Linked DNA regions of Homo sapiens: region 1 is linked to region 2. A link is a contact called in ENCODE Hi-C data. All regions are on one chromosome and are shown on one strand. Each heading gives the region's core, a stretch centred on a gene start or an enhancer-like site at or near the end of the contact. The rest is flanking DNA. Distances are from core to core; before and after follow the strand shown. Region 1 has its middle 76 kb from the start of ADTRP. Region 2 overlaps ADTRP (androgen dependent TFPI regulating protein).

Region 1 (3,346 bases), core at 248-2,747, 140 kb before region 2:
TTGGTTAGTCATATTATCATTTATTGCTAACATTTATGACATTTAAATTCAACTAGCCACCTGTAACTGCCTTCCATGTTTTGTCCTTAGATATTTACTCTGAAGGAGTATTGGACTATTATAATTATAGAAACATTATTCATAAAGGAATCCATAAAAGAGTAATATGATCCTGTGCCACAAACTTTTGCTGCTCCAAGGAGAATATCCAATTAGTATCTATTTAATTCTTTTTAACTTTGTTTGCAGCTTCCTCACCTCTTCTTGGTCACACTTCATTGCACATTCTCTTATGTCTCATGTTCTTTTGAAAATTGCTTTATTTTGGTAGTAAGAAAGCCCCCGGGGAGTACTTTCATATGGGATATAGGAGTGATGTACTTTTTGAGTTACTGCATATCAGGAGGTGTTTTAATTTGACCGTGTACTTTATGATTGTTTGGCTGGGTATAGAATGCAAGGACCAAATTCGTTTTTCTTCAAAACTTTGAAGCTTTGCCACCCTATCTACTAGTGTCTTCTGTTGCTAACAGAATGTCTGACACCAGTTTGATTTGCATCCCTTGGCATGTGGCCAATATTCTTCCCTCTCTTAGCAAGTTTTTAGGCTTTTCTGTTTATTCTGCGGAATTCCAAGATTTCATTAACTTGAATCCAGGGGTGAGTTTTTCATCCACCTGCTTAATCCTTAGTAGATATTTTCAGTATTAAGACTTCTAACATTTTCAACTCACAAGAACTCTATAAAATATGATTATTATCTCCAATTTACAAATAAGTTTCAGAGAGATAAAAACAAGTGCCCCAGGTCACTGCCTGGTCTTTCCACTGAATTATGTTTGGAGTAAGGAAATATACCTGAAGGCCATGATTAAGACTATACTTGGTGCAAAATAAAAGCACTTTGATTTTACTTTAGAAAGCTGGATAGTTGCTACCTTGAAATTTTGATGTTCATAACACTAATGATTAATAATAAATTGATAAATGTATATCTGCAAGTTCTACCTATTGTAAAAACCTGAAGAAACACTTGAATAGTTACATCCATATGAGGACTCTCCCTGACTACACTTCAAGCAAAACACTTATTTTATGGTTCCCAAAGGTGAGATGGATGTAGAAACAGTGAAAATAGGATCTGTTGGAGTAGGGCAGTAGTAGCATTTGGGGTTCATCCCCTAATCAAACCCTCCCTGTTGATGGAGGAAAAAGGTAGGCTGACACCACACACACACACACACACACACACACACACACACACACACTATATATATATATATATTGTTTTCAATAAATCATAGTTGATTCTTTTAACGAATTAGAAGAATAAACAGAGAGAGGCAACACTATGTGCTCTCAATATGTCACAGATCACGGAGAACTCATGAGTCATTGTGCTTTTAAGCCAGGGAGTTCCCCGAGGTCATGCTGCAAATCAGTGGTAAATACTGAGTATTTCTTTTTAAGATATCAAATTCTTTTCCCATCATATCAGCTGAGAATAGATTTCTTTGCCTCTTTTCTCTATAGGCAGCCAGGAAATTTGCCATGACTAACAAGGATAGCACCAAATTCTCTTTAACATATTGAGCTATTTAAGCCATAAGTAAAATGACCTAGAATCTCTCACTTCCAACTTGGTGGTCAGTTCCCTGACTAGACATGCACAGAAACGGGGGATGTGTATTCTCAGGCCAACAGGGTTATAATTGCAAAGGCCACTGGTGGTTGCTCTGGGTATATTATGGGCGACATTCTCTATTGGATGGAACAAACTGTAGTGTTGTCATGTATAACCAAGATAGACGCTCTATACCAGTGTCTTTCAGCCTTGGCATTATTGAGATTTGGGGCTGGATAATTCTTTGCTGTGGGGCCTGTCCTGTGCATGGTAGGTTTTGAGCACTCCTGGCTTCTGTCCACTCGATGCTAGTTGTGACAACCACAAATATCTCCAGTCATTGCCCAATGTCCCCTGGGAAGCAAAGTCACCTCTGGTTGGGAACTACTGATCAATGCAAATTCAATAAAAATTTTTTTTTTGTAAATAACTCTGGAAAATACACAACGAGTTTTTAAAAACACATTCTACTTTTCACATCAGAGTCTCTGAAGATTATGTGCTAAAATATAAACATTCCAGGCTCTGGAAAGAGGCAAGGAATCTTTATATAAACACAGTGAACCCTTGGGACCATCAGATAGCAATAATGAAATACACACAATAAGATTCTGTGTGTCGCATGAAAAATAGTTCTCTGAGCAGATTATTAATCTCAGCCTTGTGTTACTTATAGTCACACACAACAATTAATCTCTCTGTGAATGCCTTTAAGCTTTGCAATGTTTAAACATCATCTATATCTATATATATATTCTTATTTGAAAATAGAACAACTATGTGTAAAGATGTTTCAGTCCCCAGGATGCTGTGGTTGGCACTTCCCTAAATTCTATTTTTGCTGAGAGGAGCAGCTGCCTTAAAAAAGAGACATTGAACCTTGGAATATGTTAAACCACTTTTTGCTGCACAGTTTTGCTTGGATAAATTTGCTTAATGGGCATAGCTTGTGCCCTGAAGATAATATTGTGCCAAGTGTTTGGAAGGCAAATGAAGGAATTACTCAGAAATTACTAGGGGGCTGAAATGGAACAACTTCCAGAAACTCATTTGAATTTTTTGACTGTTGCCTAATATTGACATTTCTGACTTCTGTTGATTGTATTGACAACGGAATGTTGCCTAAGTTGCCCATAAAAGACATTTTCTAGCACTAACCCAATCTGTTGTTCCAGGGTGGGGGGTGGGAGGGAAGCTAGCAGGGTGTTGAGGTGGGGAGGGGAAACAAAGTGTAAAAGGTTTCTAGTGAAAGAAGGGGAATCTTTAAGTGAAAATGGCTTATTTATAAGTTCAAAGTGTTTTCCATGCTAAGATTTTTGGAGTGTTAGATCCGTAGACATATATACATAAATGTCTATATATATATATCTATATAAACACACACCTATATATACATCCATATATATATATATATATATATAGACACAGAAATATATATAACTATATTTGATCTCTAACAATATCTAGTCCTGAGAAACAACCATCACAGAGCCCTACGGAAGATGAATCCTGTTTGACTTGTGGGATGATGAGGTTGTAAATAAAATCGTTCTGTTTTTTAGTGTTTTAGTAACACCTCTGTAAGGCCATTTGCTAAATCAGCCGGTCCATTAATTAATTAGCCAGCCAGTTGGCCTCAAAGGATCTGGAGGTCTGCAGTAGGATAAGGCTCCAAGCTTCCTGGAGGAACACGTGTCCAAAAGCTTGAATTGGAAAAAAAAT
Region 2 (3,321 bases), core at 521-3,020:
GGTAAACAACATGGATAAAAGAAAGTTTTAGGAATCCTCAGAGTGACTGCGGGGTAGAAATTTGAGAAGTTTATATTGACCAAGTTTATATTGTCCCTCTTGTATGTGAGCTGGTTATTTAATTGAAAAAGAATTCATTAAAGGCCCAGAGTATACTCTACAGAAAAAGGAGGTACTGTGCTTGTACTTATAGACCTAATGTAGAGAAGCCCTAACTAGGGAGGAGAGAATTCACATCAAAAATGGAAAATAAGGCCAAGGGTGGTGGCTCTTGCCTGTAATCCTAGCACTTTGGGAGGCTGAGATGGGAGGATCCCTTGTGGTGAGGCCAGGAGTTCAAGATCATCCTGAGCAACATAGTGAGACCCTGTATCTAATAAAAAAGCAAAAAAAAAAAAAAAAAAAAAAAAAAAAAAAAAGCTGGGCATGGTGGTGTGCACCTCTAGTGCCAACTAGTCAGGAGACTGAGGTTGGAGGACTTCAGCCCAGGAGCTCAAGGCCGCAGTGAGCTGAGATTGTGCCACCGTATTCCAGCCTGGGCAAAGACCTTGTCTCAAAAAAAAAAAAAAAAAAAAAAGGGAAAAACAGAAGAGAAAGAAGTAGACACACCAATGAAAACAACGTGAAATCCATAAAGCTTGATAAACAATAAGCCTCGGCTGAAGTGACTGGGGTAGTCTAGATTGATGAGGAGCAGACGAAGAAGACAGAGTTTTGATCTTGAAAATTTTGCATGAGATGAATACAAGGATAGCCATGAGGACTGCATGATCAAGAGGTGGCCATCCTAGGAAATCAGTGTAATTAAGGGGCCACAAACAGGACTTCAAGTCACCAGTCATGATAGCCTCTAAGAAGTGGAGTTCCAGCAGAATGGAATGAGTATAAGATATCTAGTGTTTACTGTTAAGGATAGAATTGATGAAGGTGGCAGGGTTTGAAGGGTGAATCATGGAATTAGGAGCATGGATTTGCTGCAGGAATACCAAGCCAGAACTACCAGGGCTGTAAGTTCTGGAATGGAGGAGAAGTTTTTAAAGTAGCATTGACAGTATTTGGCAACAAGCACAAAGGATAATGAGCTAATGAAATTTCACAAATTGCAGAGCTTACACAAAGATTTATGATCATTAAATATGGAGTACCAACTTGTTGGCTGAATAGAAGTCATTCTACAAATCTAATGCTATAATTTCAGTAGAATAATGCCCCTCTAATGAGCTTACTCAAACCTAATCCATATGCCAGTACTTTTCCACCAGGCTGATGAATTCATTTGCTAAGAGGTCACAGAATGACCCCAATTAGTTGAACATCCACCCTTCTATTTCCTCTCTAATTTGATGTGGTCTCTTCATCTCCATCTGCAAAGTCTCAAAGTTTGCTGATGGATTGTGTGTAGCCTGCAGACACTCACTCAGAGTCACAGCAATATGCTTCCTCTTAGCTATGCAGAGTACCTGAAGGCAAACAGCATCGTGGGTGCCTGGCTAACTGTGAACCCAGCACTGAGGGAGGACGGCAGAGTTGTTCTCTGCCCCTGTCATCGTGGCAGCTGTTTTTTCATAACTCCTTAAACTGCATCTTGTCACCTTGGGAAAAGTGTGTTCAACTTTCCACTGCCCCAAGTCAGAGTGAATCTCTACCCACAACAAAAATACCCATTAGGGAAAGCCTGAAGCCTGAGGTCTGTCTCTGTTCTTGTTTGTACAGGTGACATGAGGCAGCCACGGAAGAAGAGGAAGTAATTGCACACCATTTTCCAAGAACCAAGAAAGAAGAAAACACAAGAGATTTTTCTCATCTTTTTTTTTTTTTTCTGGTGGAGGGAGGTGGTGGAGGAACATAGCAAAGTAGGAGGGACAGAGAGTGATACTTAAATTTAATAAGAGGTTCGTGAAGGTAGCTTAACTTGAGAACTCTTGGTTTTTTGAAAGGTTGACTGCACATGCCAAAAACAACTCCTGCTATCTCAGAATTAATTATCTTTGACCTTCGTGGAGGATGGTCTCTGGTTAAAATCTGGCCAAAGAAACTCACATAAACTTGGTGTTAGAGAACATCTAGAGAGAGAGAGAGGAACTTAGAGTCATTTAAACTCTTCAGTTTACAGAGAAGGATGCTGAGGACCTAGATGAGAAGTTACCTGCAAAAGGCAAAAGGGTTACTTAGTGTCAGAACCAAGGCAATGACTTCTCTCTCCCAGATCTCCTAGCTACTGGTCCTGGGCCATTTTTTTTTTTTTAAATAATCCCAACTTTCTTTAAAAGACAAGCATTTCAGTAAGCTAGTTATTTTCATGGGTTGCTCATCCATTTTTTTCAGTGATCTAAAAATGTAGGGAGATGGCTACTACTGAAGTTGTCTGTCTACTTGGGATAATAGCAAATTAATTGAAGACAATGGGAAAGTAAGTTATAAAAAATACTGGGAAATCTGTTTCTCTTCTGAGCAAGCATTCAGGGCAGGTATAAACATCAAACATAGTGACATTGTCAAAACCTCTTCCATTTGAACATTGATTAATTCATCAAATAAATGGTATAGTAATAAATTTTGCTTGCAGAAGAATCTGGATGGGAAGTGATAGAATTATAAGGGCTGTTGAGATTGCTTTGCTACAAAGCACTTTTCTGAATTAGTGTGTGGTTTAACAAAGCTGATTTCCAGATGCTTAACAAGGATTCATGATCCCTGCTGTGATTTTCCTAGTGTTATTTTCCTGGCCTTTATTTGTGGGCACATTTTTTAAAGAACACAAATGGCAAATGGCTATTGGTGGGTAGACATATTTGAGTCTACTAGTATGTCACTAGGCTCATATGGGTTGGGGTGTGGACACTGAAGGAAATTGGACTTGGACTTCCCAACCTAACATTATGTAGGAGAAATCTGGTAAAAATGAGCAAGAGTGGTCTTGAAGGGTTACAGAAGAGGACAGAATATCTCAGGTGGGAAGGCAGCCTAAGGGAAGACCAGGGCAGGCACCAAGAAACCTGCTTAATTCCCACTTCTTTTTCTACTGTTCTGTTAATATGGGCCTCAAGTCTTTTCCAGTTGGAGCTGGGAATACCACCTCTTTCCCCACATCTACTGCTGCCTCTTCACTGCTCCAAGCACCTGGTCTCAGCAGGAGCTCAGAAACAGTTGCCACAGTGGAAATTCCCCAAACGTGAAGCCCTCGGGGGATCACCCAAATGTTCCACACCCCAGAGGTGACTCGGGCTGCGTAACTCTCAGTCACAGTAAGCTCTTGGTGGGGATGAGCCTGCAAATTTCTATTTGTGGCTTTACTGGCCCTAGGACCAAATTAAACCTTGA

What was found. Hi-C counts contacts between places; a loop is a spot of excess contacts on that map. Pooled maps may share reads with other maps.
Region 1: a map with no recorded cell type shows a loop between it and region 2 (3-fold over the local background). The contact joins two enhancer-like sites. A Hi-C loop is called at or near these places in 1 of 168 maps with a recorded cell type or tissue (PC-3), 3 of 37 single-sample maps with no recorded cell type and 5 of 50 pooled maps.

The regions. Positions count from the first base shown.
Region 1 is chr6:11,853,127-11,856,472 of GRCh38, reverse strand. No RefSeq gene overlaps it. Among named protein-coding and RNA genes, the nearest start is that of ADTRP, 76 kb to the right of the region's middle. RefSeq lists enhancers at 1,505-1,574, 1,655-1,734. Within about 2 kb of position 1,497, at least 3 of the 41 ENCODE cell types and tissues checked have a DNase peak (open chromatin) inside an H3K27ac peak, as active enhancers do.
Region 2 is chr6:11,712,905-11,716,225 of GRCh38, reverse strand. ADTRP (androgen dependent TFPI regulating protein) reads left to right here. Exons shown (of 6, transcript NM_032744.4): 6 at 1,714-2,703. The coding sequence ends at 1,748. Among named protein-coding and RNA genes, the nearest start is that of ADTRP, 64 kb to the left of the region's middle. RefSeq lists an enhancer at 1,701-1,850. Within about 2 kb of position 1,770, at least 4 of the 41 ENCODE cell types and tissues checked have a DNase peak (open chromatin) inside an H3K27ac peak, as active enhancers do.